Linked DNA regions of Homo sapiens: all the other regions are linked to region 3. A link is an interaction called in ENCODE POLR2A ChIA-PET data of the cell type or tissue named here. Cell type or tissue: MCF 10A. All regions are shown on one strand. Links, peaks and the distances in the headings refer to the core of each region. The heading gives the core; the rest is flanking DNA. Region 1 has its middle 370 kb from the start of MIR7852. Region 2 overlaps VAV3 (vav guanine nucleotide exchange factor 3). Region 3 overlaps VAV3 (vav guanine nucleotide exchange factor 3).

The links. Peaks named below come from ENCODE experiments on the same cell type or tissue, not always from the same donor. Only the 100,000 strongest peaks of a DNase experiment are listed, where the experiment ranks them.
Region 1: POLR2A ChIA-PET joins it to region 3 with 11 read pairs; 2 of 35 experiments call an interaction of 5 or more read pairs at or near these places.
Region 2: POLR2A ChIA-PET joins it to region 3 with 10 read pairs; 2 of 35 experiments call an interaction of 5 or more read pairs at or near these places.

The regions. Positions count from the first base shown.
Region 1 is chr1:107,528,224-107,534,811 of GRCh38, reverse strand. No RefSeq gene overlaps it. Among named protein-coding and RNA genes, the nearest start is that of MIR7852, 370 kb to the left of the region's middle. In MCF 10A, for the core only: a CTCF peak has its summit at 5,062 (motif pointing right); DNase peaks (open chromatin) are centred at 2,311, 3,571, 4,061 and 5,071.
Region 2 is chr1:107,748,556-107,753,555 of GRCh38, reverse strand. It overlaps VAV3 (vav guanine nucleotide exchange factor 3), which reads left to right. Exons shown (of 27, transcript NM_006113.5): 13 at 2,354-2,439; 14 at 3,962-4,094; 15 at 4,479-4,588. Among named protein-coding and RNA genes, the nearest start is that of MIR7852, 150 kb to the left of the region's middle. In MCF 10A, for the core only: CTCF peaks have their summits at 2,969 (motif pointing right) and 4,786; a DNase peak (open chromatin) is centred at 3,015.
Region 3 is chr1:107,686,513-107,691,512 of GRCh38, reverse strand. VAV3 (vav guanine nucleotide exchange factor 3) reads left to right here. Exons shown (of 27, transcript NM_006113.5): 18 at 3,107-3,132. Among named protein-coding and RNA genes, the nearest start is that of MIR7852, 210 kb to the left of the region's middle. In MCF 10A, for the core only: no CTCF peak of the experiment used is centred there; DNase peaks (open chromatin) are centred at 2,072 and 2,942.

The DNA of each region.
Region 1 (6,588 bases), core at 781-5,780, 160 kb after region 3:
CCAGCAGGTAAGACCAGACTCCTCCAGCCACATGGTCATCAGAAGGAATAAAGCTGCTAAAGAAGGTGTGGCTGACAGGGCCTGGTCAACTCAGGAGGCTTAAGTGAGGCAGTAGCAGAGTCAGTGCAGGAGGCCAAAGATCGGATGGTTCCCAAATGGTGCCATTTACCTAACAGGGTTGGCTAACTCCAGATTTCCTACAAAAGCTGAAGAGCACCTACTGTGCAACCAGCCCCGTGCCAGGCACTGGGGATTCAGTGATGACACAGGCTGAAATGATACTCCTGCTCTTAGGAACTTACAGTCCAGTGAAGATGGATGTAGTGAACAGGGAATTATAACTAATTAAGTTAATTAATACAGGTGAGCAACACAATATTAAGGAGAAGTACAGTGTGTAGGGGGAGGTACAGTGGGGCAGTGAGGTGATCACCACAGCAGCTCAGCATGGCCCAGTCCAAGAGGGAGTCCTGGCCCTCCAACAGCAACAGCTATAGACCCTTCAGATCAGGGGTAGAATTTGTCTTGGGAGTCAGTCAGGGGAGACCCACTACTAGGGTCAATGGTCTAGTCCACTCAATGGCAAGGGAGATGAAAACTAAATTTTGCAGATTCTCTTTGGATTTTATTTTTCAACGTACTCATTGGTTGGTTGTAGTGTTTGGCATCTTGGTCAAATCACTGGGAAACACTTTTTCAAATCCAATTCATACAATAGCTGGCTTGCTATATTACTAAAATTACTACAGTTGGTCAGATACGGATTTTAACTGGACATAGAACAGCTTGTCACAGCCATTTTGTGGGCAAGGGCAAGCAAGGTGAAGGGCAAAGACAGGCACAAGTTAGGAGCTGATGAAGTGGAGAAGTAGGCAGAAAATGGGCACACTTCCCGAGTCAGAGAGGGAGCAAACGGTATCAAAGAGAAACTCATCCAATTGATACAGAACTTCTATGCTCAGGACGCCCTAGGCACTGAAGAAGTGAAATCTAGAAGAAATTGACATTCAATTTAGAAGAATCTGATAGACATCATAGCTAAATGAGCAAAATGCTAAAGTAGCCTCAGAAAAGACATGGCTAAAAAAAAGCGTGGGGACATTCTGTTTTGTGATGAGTTCTTCTGGCAAATAGATTATTTGAGGAATCTATTTTTGGCAGATTGGTTAGTCAGAGAGTTGGGTTTCAAAATCATGGTGATTCAGGGTACTGTCCTGTTCCCCTTTTATTTGATCCACTTATTTGTCCAGACTCTTTTAGACGCAAGTGACAGAAACTCAAAACAGCCTTGGCACAAATAGTAAATTACAGGAAGGATATGGGAGCATCCTATGTAATTGAAGGAAGGATCTGGCAGCCAAACAGGAAGGTAGAGCTGCAGTTGGTCCTCAGGGGCCCCTGACTCAGGTCCATGCTGGATCCTTGCTAGTGTCTGCCTATCCTCGCTGGAGCACTCTGACTTCTCCCACAAGATACTGATGGATCCTGGGCCTCACACCCCATAACTCCCTCCCCGGGAACGGAGCTCACTCTCTGCCCAGCATTGGTTTAGAAATTATAGAGAGGTTCTCTGATTGGCCAGTCTGATCAAGGTACCCAAGAATGGCTGGAAGCAGGGTTTCCCGAAGAATGGGATGATGAGGGCAGATAAAAGGGATGTTTCTTACAGGCCTCATGAGAAGCTGGGAAAGGTGTCCTTGCCTCTTATATCCACATGGCAGTTCTTAGTGATATAAAAGGACAAGCCAGCCAACATCCCTGATGAGCAGCTCTCCAGTCTCTTTCCTCTACCTGCTGGCTTAAAATTGTGATCCCTCTCCACCCTTAAGTCGGAGAAGGGCAGAGTGCCCCCCAGTCCTCCGCTCAGAAGCAATAAGAACAGAAAAACTGCAGGCCAAGTTGAGCCTCACTTTGAACATGGCAATGGCTGTTTAACAAATGCCACAGGGGCTTCTTGTGACAGGGACGAAAAGAGTGAGAGGGCCAGGGACGCTGCTGAGGGGTTCTGGGAAGCTCACCAGGGCCTTTCAGGAATTGAGGCTGCCTGACTGCCCGGAGCCTGGCCCTGAGAGTGGGCAGGTGTGCTGCCTGTATAATGCCCTTGATCTCTAAGAGAAACAGTGGCAAACCAATCAGATGGCAACCTCCTGCCAAGGACTCCATTAGCCCGCTCTGGTGGCTGCTTCTGAAGTGGCGGCTGCTGGCTCCACTCGCTCCCCTGTTCAGAGAGGACATATGGGCCAGGCAGTGATCAATGAGGGAACATCTGGCACAGGAGCAAATCAAACAGCACCGATGACTAATTTAGGAGTGTTGCCTTGCCATTGTTCTTTCTGTGGCCCCATGCAAAGGTCACCCAGTGTGGCAGGCTCAGAGAAGCTGCTGCTTCACCTTCAGCAGTCCCCAGGATCCAACTTGTTTGCCTTAAAAATGAATCGATAGCTTCTTCTTTGAGGGCTGAAACAGCAGCTCCCTATCACTGAATCCTGAATTCTCACGTGCATGGTCAGCCCCCTCCTTGCAAGCCCCTAGGCACCCCTGTTTCTTATTAGCCATTTATCATCTTGCCTCTGAAGTCTCTCTCTTAAAAAAAAAAAAAGAAAAAGAAAAGAAAAAAAAACACTCTACTGAATTCATGTTCTATTTCTGCAACTGAGATTTTTCTCCTTTGGGTTCAAATAAAAGAAATAGCAAATATTAAAGAGCATGAGAGAAAAAGGCACACATGCCTGGCCCATGAATAGACAAGATTGCCTGTAGTTCTGATTTTGGTGGTTTATATAATAGCTTCAAATGCTGGTGAAGACAGGTCTCAGCCTTGCCAGAAATGATCTCTAAATTAAACAGCCATTTTCTTTTAAATTACCTTTAATGGCACATTAGAACCACATAATTTTCAGCCTTGAAGGAGGATTTGGTAGGATATTGGGTGCTATTCGTTTCCTCTTTTTGGGTCAGGAGAGCGCATCAGACAGTTTATGTGTAAAAGTTCTCCATCGGAAATGATACACTTTTTCTTGAGAATTTATTCTCATGTATGAAAGGTGTGCTGTGGGATAAGCCATGTCTTCTGTGATTGACAGTTTGCGTCCTAGCTCACTGATAACACCCAGCTGGCTGTCATGGTGGCAAGGCCTCCTGCTTCTCCTTCTCATCTGGTATCACACACTCATGGGCCTGGGGATGCGCAGAGTCATGGGCTTGAAGGGGTGGTATCCTACTGCTGCCCAGTCACAATTACTCATCTCTCAGAAACACCTAGAAATAAACTGATCCTCTTCCTGGTGGACAGAACATGTTCTATTCCCCGTTCATTCAATTCCCAAGGGAAGTGAATGCTCAATTTCTCTGCTGTTTTATCCTGCAGTCATCCAGCTTCTAAGAGTGATTCTGGAGTCGTCTTGCTGGTTATCTCCATCGGATTTCTTCAGTACAACACTAGCCCCCTCCCACCCTTCATTAACATAGATTGGCATCCTTTATAAGACAAGCAGCCCAGGCAGCTGGGTGATCATTTGAGTGACAAGAGAAGTGGATTCTAGTCTAGCTTAGTCACAAACTCGCTATAGGCTCAGAGACAAGTTACAACCTCTCTGGGCTTCAGTAGCTACACCTTTTAAGGTACACGATGTTCTCTGGGGGAGGGATAGCATTAGGAGAAATACCTAATGTAAATGATGAGTTGATGGGTGCAGCAAACCAACACGGCACATGTATACCTATGTATCAAACCTGCACGTTGTACACATGTACCCTAGAACTTAAAGTATAATAATAATAAAAAGAACAGGTAAAAAAATAATAAAAAAAAGATACACGAATCTAGATCTTCTGATTTGGTAATAATCGAAGGGGGGTGGTGGGTAACAGATTCAGGGAAAAAGAGAAACGGGAAAACTATGCTTCGTCAACAAGGCAATAATGGTGAACCAATGTGTGTTTAGAGGCCCTATATGCTTGTGTTCAGAGTATTCCATTGTGTCTTTGCTATCCGAAGCTGCTCAGGGACATAGTCATGAATCAAGACTTCCAGTAAATGCCTCTGGAACGTGGAGGAATGAGAACCTGGCAGGAAGACAGTGCAGGGCATTGTCTGGAGCTCGTTCCTCTTGGTTGCGTGACTGCCCATTATGACTGTCTGATGATGGCAATGTGATCATTTGTCTAGCAATTACAAAGCATCTTCATTTTACTGCCTCTTTTAATGTTCCCAATAACCCTGTGAAGTAAATATTATTCTCCCTACTTTAGAGATGAAAACCCTGAGGTTTAGAAAGGTTAATGACTTGTTATATGATGCTCAGGTACTAAAGAGTAGAGTTGAGATACAAAGCTAAGACTTCTGATTTCACATATAATACAATTTCCATATTTTCAACAGTTGTCAGACTGTGCCCTCAAAGGTGTGGGTTTGGAGGATGTGTCTGGGGTGGTGGCGGGGGTGGGAGAGAAAAGCTAAACCAGTGGCGCTCAGACTCCCTGCTTCAATCAAAGCACCTTTATTGTTCTATTCTATATTTATATAATGCCACCCTAAATTTGGCTTTAAACAAAATGTTTCTAGTGCTAAAAAGTCAAGTTTATGAGACGCAAAATATACCATTGTGGTGTTGAAGATGAAACCTTTTTTCAGTCTCTTTACTCGGAGGATTCTGCGTTCTTTGTTCCAACAATCCCAGCTCGAAATCCTCTCTCTCTCTCTCTCTCAGAGGAGCTGACCACAGATGCTCTTACTTCTCTCAGTCCAGTGAGCCATATTCTGTTTTTTGTGGGCCTTTCACAGGAAAAGTGTTCTGTGGCCAAGGTAGTTGATAACAAGCCAGATGTTCAGCCCAGATAGAGACCCCATTCCTTTCCTTAGAAGAATTGACCCACATGTTCCAACTTGCCTCATAAATATAAAAAGAAAAGCCTAGCTTCCATTTTAATTAGATGAAATAATTACATGTCACACATCTCTTAAGCAGTTTTATACTCGCTCTGACTGTGATGCAGGGATTAGCATTCAAAGACGCTGCTTGCCCTGTGTACAGATGTTGGGTTTATAGACTGTCATGCTCCTTGTGGCCACAAGATGTCAGGCAAATATGGTCATGGGATATAGGTGCAGGAAGGTGCCTTGGCTCCTGAAAATACCATTGACGAGTTCATTAGCTGATTAAAATCCTTCCAATAAGCTTGTTGGAAGAACCTAGGGAAAGTCTATGAAATGTGTCATATTGTTATCCTGTTGATGGAGACGCTGAACACGACTAGGAGGTAATCAGATTAAGATCAACAAATATTGATTGTACATGCTTGCACGATTAAATCCTGAATAATTAAAGGCCACTGAGTTTCCTAGCTCTCATCTTAGTGTGTGTTTCCATAAGCAACATGTGCTGTGTTTCCAAAGTACCATGAATAGACATGGCTATAGGAAAGAAATGGGATCAGTCAGAGAATCAATCACTTTTAAAAGTTTCAGTTTGAAAATCTGATGAAATAAAGAAGTGGGTTTTAAGTTAACAGCTATTCTATAATCATGAGACATTTTATAAACCAAAATATATAAAATAAAGCCATACACTGAAACTTGTGCATACTTCTAATGTAGATTTGTTTACTCCATGATTTGAATGATTTGTTAATTAACAGCTGATCTGACACACCACCCCTCACTATTCTTTTAGTCTCTGGACCGACTTTCTATAGAAGCTTCCTTGGGGTCTGGCAGAAGGAAGCAGTAATGACAAGCAAAGGTTGAGCTCAATCGATCTGTGGTTATTGAGTTCCTACAGAGAGCTGGGTGCTGCTGAGGCTGCAGCAGACCTAGAGGGCATGGCTTATGCCTCACTGTTTCTTCCCTTTCATTTATCTCTTTCTTCTAATTTTCTGTGTTCTACTTCTTAACTCTTCAGATGCTTCTTACTGCTAAGCTAGGTGAGGGGATAAGCTTTTATTTATTTACCTTTGAAAACATGCTGATCTCCTACTATGTGCTAGACTTTGGCCTGGAGATTCAGAGACAAATTTTAAAATGGTGCTTACCTTGCTCATGGATCCGGCAAGCCAAAAATCGTATTACAGCAGTATGGCACTGGCAATGCAATCAAGTAAATGTCCTATGGAGCGCACAGGCAAAGGGGGATTCATTCCGCTTGGTCCTGAGGGCATTGTGGTACTTCACAACAATGTAAATTGGAACTCATCAAGTGAACAGGGATGGGGCAGCCTGAAGAATTAGAATATGTGAAGGCAAGTCTGTTCCAGTAAAAGCTAAGCTGCTGTGAGAAAGAGATCTGCAGTACAGTAACTTGAAAAGATAGATGTCCATTTTCCTCTCATATAATAGTCTAAAGGTAGGCAGTCTGGTGGGGCTGCCCTACTCCATGAGGTCATTCAGGGACCATGGTCCTTCCAACTTGTTGCTCCACCATCCTCTAGGCATTTTTCACACTGCTGGAGCATCAGCTGGCTTGCCATTTCCAGCCGTGTGAAGAATAGGGAGAAGTGGTCCAGGGTAAGTTACTTTATTATAGTAAGGAAGGCAGAAATTGCACACTTCTTTATATTTCATTGACTTTGACATGACCACATCTAGCCTCA
Region 2 (5,000 bases), core at 1-5,000, 62 kb before region 3:
GTGTGTATATATATATATATATATATACGTATATATATATATGTGTGTATATATATGTGTGTATATATATACACACACACATACATACACACACACATTAATGCTATAAATATATATAGCATTAATTTGCCATTCTAATTATTTTCAAATTAGAAGTGCATTCATGATGTTGTGTGACCGTCTCCAAAACTTCATCTTGCAAAACTGAAACTCTGTACTCATTAAACATGAACTTCCCATTCTTCTCTTTCCCTGGCCCCTGGAAACTACCAATCTACTTTCTATCTCTGTAAGCTTAACTACTCTGGGCACCTTATATAAGTGAAATCATACAATATTTGCCATTTCATGACTGGCTTTTTTTACTTAGCATAATGTCTTCAAAGTTCATCCTTGTAGTAGTCATGTGTCAACATTTTATTTTTTTGATTTCCATTTGTTTAAAGCTGAATAATACATCATTTTATATAAATACCTCACTGTTTTTCATTGATGAACATTTGGGTTGCTTCCTTCTTTCAGCTATTGTGAATAATACTGTTATATTATTATTGTCACAGGTGTACCAATATCTATTCAAGTGCCTGCTTTCACTTCTTTTAGTTATATACTTGGAAGTGGAATTCTGGGTTGTATGGTCATTATGTTAATTTATTGAAGAATTGCTATACCATTTTCCACAGCAGCTGCCCCACTTAACTTTCCTACTACCAATGCACAAGGGTTTCAGTTTTTCCACATCCTTACCAACACTCACTATTCGGTTTGTTTGGGTAACAGCCATCTTAATGGTTTTAAAGCAATATCTCATCGTGGGTTTGATTTGCATTTTCTTAATGACTAATGATGTTGAATATTGTCTTTGTGTGTTTGCTGGCCATTTGTATATTCTCTTTGGAAAAATGCCTATTCAAATGCTTTGCCCATTTTTGAATCAAGTTGTTTTTTGTCTTTGTGTTGTAGAAGCTCTTTATTTGTATCCCAGATATCAATCCCTTATAAGACATATGGTTTGCAAATACTTTTCTTGTGTCTGTTGGCTTTTCACTCTGTTGATATTGTCTGTGAGGCACAAAAGTTTTTAATTTTGACAAAGTCCCATTTATCAATCTCGAAGAAATAATTGCTGAATCTATTGTCATAAAGTTTTTCCCCATTTTCTTGTAAAAGTTTTATAGTTTTAACTGTTATGTTTGGGTATTTGAAACATTTTTAGTTATTCTTTATTTATGGTGTAAGGTAATGAAGGGTCTACCTTTATTCTTTTACATGTGGATATCCAGTTTTCCCAGCACCATTTGTTGAAAAGGCTATTCTTTCCCTATTTAATGGTGTTAACCTTGTTGGAAATCATTTGACCATATATGTGAGGACTTATTTCTGGGCTCTCTACTATTCTGTTGGTCTATATACCTGTTTGTATGCCAGTGCCGCATGATTTTGATTATTGTGGCTTTGCAATAAGTTTTGGAAACAAGTCAGTAAGTATGAGACTTCCAGCTTTGTTCCTTTTCAAGATTGTTTTGACTATTCAGAATCCCTTGAGATTCCATAAGAATTTTAGAATGGAATTTTCTATTTGTGCAGAAAACATCACTGGGATTTTGATAAGATACATTTATTTTTATATTTATAGTGTTAATCACACATCTCTGCCCTTTATTAAAATGGAATTTCTGAACGTTAGTGATTTTCAGTCAATTCTTTTTTCCTCTAGCGTGTACAGTAAGTGTTCATAAACACTTAAAAATAATTTAGTTATCAGCCTCTGGGAAAATAGCTCATTATTTTAAATAATTAACTCAGAGCTTTTCGTCCTTGAGGTCCTAGCTCAAGAAAGCCAGCCTGGACTTTATAGACCAAATTAGCGCGCGCCCCCCCGCCCCTTTCTGTACTCCTTCATGGCAATTGTGCGTTTGTAATTGCATGCTTCTGTGAATATTTGTTCCTCCACTGCGCAGTGTGCTTCATGAGGGCAGTGTCTGTATCATTTTGCCGTACACCTGTTATGGTGGTTGGCACGTAGTAGATGCTCAAAAAATATTAATTGCCGAACCGTCTCGTAATTTGGACCCTTCCGGTTGAGTCTTTCTTTTCATAGCTAATTTCCCCTTTAAGAATATATACTAATTAAAATCAATTGATGTCCTTGACATACCCCCTGGGATTACAGAGGACAGACTTATTTGTCATGTAGACCTGAGCTTTTTAGAGTAAGTATGCTTTAAAAGTATAAAAAATGGTAACATTTTAATGTAATAAGGTAGTTGTCTTGAGTAAATATCTCTACTAATATTTGTTTTTATTTTCATGTGATTATGAAAAACTCTGACATGTGCATTTTATATTTTAGAACCAACCAGTTTTGCTTTTTGGACGACCTCAGGGAGATGGTGAAATTCGAATAACCACTCTAGACAAGCATACCAAACAAGAAAGGTAAGAAAAGAAGAATACTATTTTCAAAATAAGTAATTAGTGTCAGAAAACTGAGAAAACCTTAAAGACAATTTTTCCAGTGTGAAGTAGGGGGAAAAAAGGAAGAAATACAAGGAGACAGACCAACCCATGATTTCTAAATTTTTTAAATCTAGATTATCTTAGGTATTCCCACCTGGGTTCTGGTATCTATTAGTTTGTCTAAGTTATTAAGAAGGAAGTAACAAGTATAGATGATCAGCTAGGATACATTAAAATGAGAAGAGCGATAAAGTAAGAACAGATAACTACCATAAAAACATAATTGAATTTTTGGAATATATTTTTAAATAACCAAAAATAATAGAAAAATGCCCTAAGAAAGAAGATTAAGTGAGAATCACGTAGTAATATTTTCTTGAGGGAAATTTGCAGATGTAGTTCTTGAAGATTAGTAAGCTTGGCCCGGAGTCCTTAATTATGTATATATGTAATCATCAAACAGAGGTTTTTGTGGTTGACAATGATTGTTTTCTGGAATCTTTGGAGAAGCGAAAGCCAGTAGGGGGCAGCATCAGCTCTTGCTTCTTCCTCGATAACCCTGGCTCCATAGGTCCTTTAAACCTCTCTGGGAGAAATAGACGTTAAAAGTGATGCAAGTGTTACAGCCCTGTGAATGTGTCATTATCATTGTGTATAAAAAAAATGTGTGTTAATCACTGAGAGTTTATAAAAATACACAAGTATTGGTATTGGATGATGTGGTTATAAGGTTTATTTTCTCCCCCAAGTTACGTTGTTCTTAATAAGAAAAAAGAAATATTAACATGGAAATTTCACCATAACGTTTTCAGTTTACACTTGGCTCATATACCATTCAGTTTGGGTTTTTAGGTGGCCAATTAAATCATGAGGAACAATATAGAGGGTAAAAGCACAGTTTCCAAAATTAGACCTGTTTGTGAATCCTGTTACATGCCTCACTAGCAGTGTGATCTTGAGCAAATTATCTAACTTCTCTAAGCCTCAGTTTCCTCCTCAATAAAATGAAGATGGCAATGATACCTTCCCAGCATGTGGTCTTGGGGATTTAAATTGAGTCATGTTTGTGAAAGGGATGAACACTTCTCAAGGCATTCTGGCTGATTCCTAGTAACTTCAGTAGAAGCTGCTACGGATGTCATTAATATTATTCTATAGGTTTTTAGCTTTTAAATTAAAAAAGATAATTGCTCATGAACAAACTTTATGGCTTATCTCACTTGGCCCTTTCAACAACTCTGCAGTGTGCATTTTACTCTTACTATGATTTTTGCCCATTTTTAAAATGAGGGAACCAAAGCACACTGAGGCCATTTACAAGGTAAAGGGAAATTCCACACACAGTTCTTATAACCTCAAATACCCCGTTGTTTTCAGTGTATGATACTACCTGTTGTCTTTAATGCAAAGAAAAAAACATTTGGTTGCTTTATACCCAAAAAAATTAATAACCCATGTTTCTAAACCATTTAAAATCAATCAATCAATCTCTTTTTCCCAGGCATATCTTCTTATTTGATTTGGCAGTGATCGTATGTAAGAGAAAAGGTGATAACTATGAAATGAAGGAAATAATAGATCTTCAGCAGTACAAGATAGCCAATAATCCTACAACCGATAAAGAAAACAAAAAGGTGACTTTTTGGAAACTAATAACTGTAATTTACTTATAATCTTGAACATTAAGGAAAAGTATGATAATACATTAATGTGAGATATGGCTTATCAATCCAGATGTTTTTGTTTCTAGAGATTGATTAGGTACATAACTTTGTGAGAAATAACTGGATAATGCCACAGCCAGATCTGATCATTTCTAATGCCCTAATGATCCAGATAATAAAACGCATTTGGCATAGAAATTGTTATAGATATGAAGTTGACTACAATAAGCTTGATTGTTCAGTTTGTACATTGATAATATTGTGAGGAGTTTTTGGATAGTTGTGGTATTCTTGTGAATTTAGAAACATGTTATTAATGATACATATTAATCTAAGGAATATTAATTTTAACAGTGGTCTTATGGCTTCTACCTCATCCATACCCAAGGACAAAATGGGTTAGAATTTTATTGCAAAACAAAAGATTTAAAGAAGAAATGGCTAGAACAGTTTGAAATGGCTTTGTGAGTATTTCTATTTTTAAAAGTGCTTTTATTTTTACTAGTTAAATCACTTATGAATAATGAACAACCAATAAGTGTACTCTAATGCTTGTAGCATGTATAATGTGTACAGCGACGGGAATGTTTTTGCTGTGAGCAGGAGTGCTACTAGGCTGCTGGCTGCTTGATAACTTTGGTCTCCTAGGAGAGGAGTTTTGTTGAATTCCTTCAAAAAGAAGAAAGAGGGAGCTCTAATCTTCTGTTTGACTTTCTTATAGGCATGTTTTAGTTCTTTAGCTCTCAGCAGCCCAAGAAAATATTAATTATTCTAATGATAAACTTTTTATGTAATAACTATATTTTTAAATTATATACCTTTAAATAGAAATGCCTCCAAGTGTACATACACAAACAGATATGTAAATGCATATAT
Region 3 (5,000 bases), core at 1-5,000:
CAGCCAACCTTTCTTCTAGGTCAGAGTACAGCCAAAATAGATTTGATGATAATCAGCCCTAATTATCTCAGCTCTATTGCAGAACTAAGGCATGAACAGAGTTTTCTAGAGATCCAAGTGCCCACCATAGTAGTTTCAGGTGGATACCAAAAGGAAGTAAAAATGGGGTTGCAGGCTTCAAAACTTAGAGCAACTTTTCCATAGAATACTCCATACAAAAAGGTTTCTTATTCCATTTTTTCAGCCAGAATGAAACTTTACTTTGAAAAATATATGTATTTTCAGTGTTGCAGTTGGGTTTTCCTTTCTCTCCTTACCATTATTTTAGTGTCAGTGAACAGGCTATTGCATTAGTGTGGGTATGACAGTTTAGATTGTGTTTATAAAGGAGGCAGTCTGTTTAATGGTATAGTCACTGTCACAAGCACAAAAGCATAAATACAGGAGCCTGGCTAAGAATTTCTGAACTCAGCAGATTCTAAGAGTTACTGATACTCCTTTGGGTTTTGCCTTATTCTTAGAAAATTTACAGAATCCTACCATGAAACATGATTAAATAAAAACAGACTTCTAGGAGCTGCTATTTATGTGGCACACTCAGCATGATCAGATCAGAGTGCAAACAGCTCTATGCCGTATCCATGAATGCAGCAGGCCTCTCCTTGGCAGAGGGTGAATGTGGTGGCCATGAGGACAGGAAGGGATAGCAAGGAGAAAGGCAAAGGGGAAGCCCTACTAAAGGACTCATGCCCTTGGAGTTGCATCCAGCACAAAGCCCCTTTTCAATTTTTCCTATCTGGGTTACACAGAGAAGGCTTTGTGTAGAGCATTTCTTAAAGCACCCAATCAGAAATGTGAGGAAAGTTGCTTCTCTTGATGAGACACCAGAGGAAGGAAGCAGGAGACAATGACAAGGGAGGAAATAAAGGAGGGATAGCTAAGTAAGGTAGACAGCTAAGTCTAGTTTGTTCCCAGTGTTGTACCAGTCTCATCAGTGCCGTGTCTGGGTCTCACAGCCTCTGGTGTTCTATGATGGATCCTCTCTTCTGCCAAGAGCTGGCCACCTGGCAGCCAAACCCTGCACAAGATATGAAGAGCCTGTAAATGCAGGACTTCTGTTCCTGGATCTGCTCCTCTGATGAAGAGGTGCAAGTGTCTCCGTAGCTACTTGACCACCGTAAATACCATTGTTTCCTCTTCCTGGGGGTCACCCAGAGAACCCTCATGGAACATGGTGTGACAACTACTGACACATGGGGTTATCATAGGTTTTATGCCATGAATAATACATTTAAAGTATGTTGTAAAAGACTTACTTTGCAAGGACCTAAAAACACTTCTATGGGAAGAATCAGAAAAAAATAATTATTTTTGAATTGAAATTCAGGTGCACACTCATTTATGAACACTGAACCCAAAAGAGCTGAGGTTTCCCCAATTTTGGAGCTCGTGTAGAAAGCTTTCCTCAATCTCCTTGGATGGAAAACTTAAACTGCTCCCACTGTTTAGCACTTCCTGCAGTTTATGACTCTCAGTTCAGGCTCTAACTCACCAGTAGGGGAATAGGGATATTCTGGTGTATATGGGTCTTTCTGGGCAAACCAGTGAAGCAAGTCTCACAGCTGTTCTGTCAAGAACCCAAATTCCCCTAACCTGGGTTCTAAGACTGGGCCAGCCAAATGGCACTTTTATAGAACCTCTTCCCAAACCAGCGCTCTTGGGCGATCTTTCTTCTGAAACGTTATGTGTTTCCAATAGGGAGGAAAAGAAGAAATGAAGTAACTTTTTGTCCAGGAATACTCCTTTGTAAAGGTTGATTTCAGGGCTAGCAAAGATGCCTTCATAGAAGGCAGTTATTTGTGAAAGCCAAGGTGATGGGGTTTGAAATTGACAAAGGGATGAGGACTTAGCTTTTCTTCTGAAGGTGACTTTCTGCCCATGGATCTTCCATTTCCATTAATCAGAAGTATTCGTTAAAAAAAGAAAAAAAAGAAAAAAAAAAGCTAGAGAGAAAAGAAAAAACAAACCAACCTCCTGTTCCATGCCCCAGGCAATCTTCTTGTGTAAAGCAATCTGTGGCAGCTAGTCAGGTGGCCTGGCAGGAGTTTTCCCCTTCAACTCTGGCTGGGAGCTTCTTAGAATCTCTTAAAGAAACATCCTGCAGAGCTCCCACTTAGGCCTGCTCTTTCTGTCCTGATGTCTCTCTGTGGCATCTTTTCAGATGCTTCTTTAGAGGATCATTTTGGATGGGGAAGGTATAGGCCTGGGCTTATGATGATGAGGGATTTCCTGTCTGTCTGGAGAAGTTAGAACATGTATAAGTGCTCCTGGGTATGGGGAAAGGAGGCAAAGATGCTGCCCACCAGTTTTCCAAGTGCCGTGTGCGCCCTTATCCCCAGAACGATCCTTTGCTCTTCTACTATAGTACGCATTTGAAGATCTCAGGGCCCTTATAACCATTAGGCATTTGCAGGGCCTGAAATGTAATGAAGGAATTGTTCTTCCTATTTCTGGAGGTAAACTAAATATGAAAAGAAAATTAGCATTAAAATCAATCCTGACTCAGTTTTTTTTTAAGTTCCATCTTTAACTCAAACTGTATTTCTGCCAAAATTAAAAATAAAAGTTATAGCCACTTAACAAAAAACAATTCACACGAAATGTTGTACTATGTATAATTTGCTATTGTTACAAATCGTCAATGCAGTACCTTTGTTAGCTTAGTGTTTTTAGATTCTTAAAACGAGGCATGTTGAAAGAAAGGTTGCATTTAGCTTTCTCTTATGCCTATAAATTTAGTGTAAGCCCCTGTTTTAAGGAGCTTTATGTGGTAGGACTGACATTGCTTAATAAACAATGGAAAAAGTTAAGCATAACCTAGAAGTCATTTAAAACTGTGAGTCACTTTCCTGACAAGCCAATAGGGTAAGAGAACCAAGGTTGCAAAATAATTACTAGCCCAGCCTGAGGGACCGTGGAAATATATTACAGGTATCAGTTAAGAAAACAAAGCAGTGGTGTTTTACCACTCTGCAGAGAAAGCTAAGGTTGCTAACCAAACAAAATAACTTTACACTGACAATGCCAATTTTTACATTTCTTTCAGAACAAGGGACACTCAAACTACCAGAGGTAAGATTAACATTTTAAATATTTTTTATAACCTTTGCATTTCAAGTTGTTTGCTAACTTAACCAGGCTTGGGCTTTTACACTGTTAAATGTGCCTTTTAAAATAAATAGAAATAAACAGAAACAGAGGGAACAACCAAGTGATTGTGAACAAAATGCAAAAGTTAAATCCAAGGAATGTTCACTGTCACTGTCCGAAGGTCTTAGGTAGAGAAAAAATGTGAATATTTAATCAAAGACTGTGTATGAAATGGGACTGTAAGTACAGAGGGAAGGGTGGCCCTTATCGCCAGAAGTTGGTAGATGCGTCCCCGTCATGAAATGTTGTGTCACTGCCCGACATTTGCCGAATTACTGAAATTCCGTAGAATTAGTGCAAATTCTAACGTTGTTCATCTAAGATTATGGTTCCATGTTTCTAGTACTTTTCCATTAGAGCAGAAAGATGATGATTATCACATCCTATTGATCAAATGAAGATCTAGTAACATTTCCTTTTGGTTTAACATAGAGTCTCCTAATGGCTTAGAAGTATGTAATCCATGTTACCTCTCAGAATAAAGTTACTTTAAAAATCCAAAAAAAAGTTATTTAAAAAAATACAGAAGATGATGGGATATGTAGGAAGTAAACAGCAAGTTGCCCATCATTAAATACTTTCCTGTTGAAAATACTGTCAATGGTGTTGTTTGATGTTGTTTATATAGAGTTCCCCAAAATTATAAAATTTCAGACAGAAAAGATTTTAATGGTTCCCAGACAATCATTGCCTTGACCTTCAACCAAAAATAACAGATTTCTTACCTGACTGCCCCTCCCCACAAATGGCCATAGCAAAACATTTTTAGAAATCATAGAAAAATAAAATACAAACTATGTGTGATTAGTTATATGAACCAAAAGTACAGTAATCTGAAAATTTCAAAGTAACGATGAAAATTATGATTTGTAAATTAATATCTAACAATTAAAACCTCTCTTTAAAAGTGATATTAGTATGTTTTTAATCCAACATCTAGTAAAAATAAGAAAAAGTACAGCAAAATATAAGAGGTGCTTGTCTCTACTTTTTGCATAAGTACATAATTTGAACATATAGGATATCAAGAGTGTGATATAAAGAGGCTCATATGCACCTAATCAGTGCATCTGTTGATTATATTTTAAAACCTAAAGTCTAGACCAAAGAATGCATAACAAGGTGATTTTTTTAATAGGCCATATGAGTTTCTTTAGAGCTAAAATAAATTAACCAAAGAGTTCCTTTAGTGTTTCATTGACAGGTAAGATTTTTCACTAGGGCTATCAGGATTCTTCCAGCAGTGCCAAGGATCTTGCAAAGCAGCCTTCTTTCACTTTCTCATTGCTATTATTATATTATTGAGAAAGAAACCTTGTAGAGTTCTGAACTTTACCTCAGTGTTACTTAACACTTATCCTTTTAGATATATATATTATTTTTTCCAAGGAAGATGGTTTCATTTTAATTAAGTAATGTGAAGTGGGTGTGCTTACAGAAAGAAAATATGCCAATAAGAAGTGGGTAATAATTTTCATGTGATACTAAATAATTCTCACAGGCACTTTTATACTTTTTAAATTACATGTAAGCCTATGATACAAGGAATTAATTTTCACATTGATTTTTAAAAATATATAACATCAGTTTTTTAGTGACTTGTTTCACTCTTCAATATAAGTATAATTTTTATTTACTGTGTGACTGTACTAAAAATCTCTGTTTTGTGTGGATGGAGGATTATAGTAAGCTCTGAGGCTAGTCAATCCATTTGGAAACTTGAGTTTGTTTTAAGGGAGAAATACAGCAAACTAATATTAAGAAGCAGCTCTCACCCTATACCAGGTGTG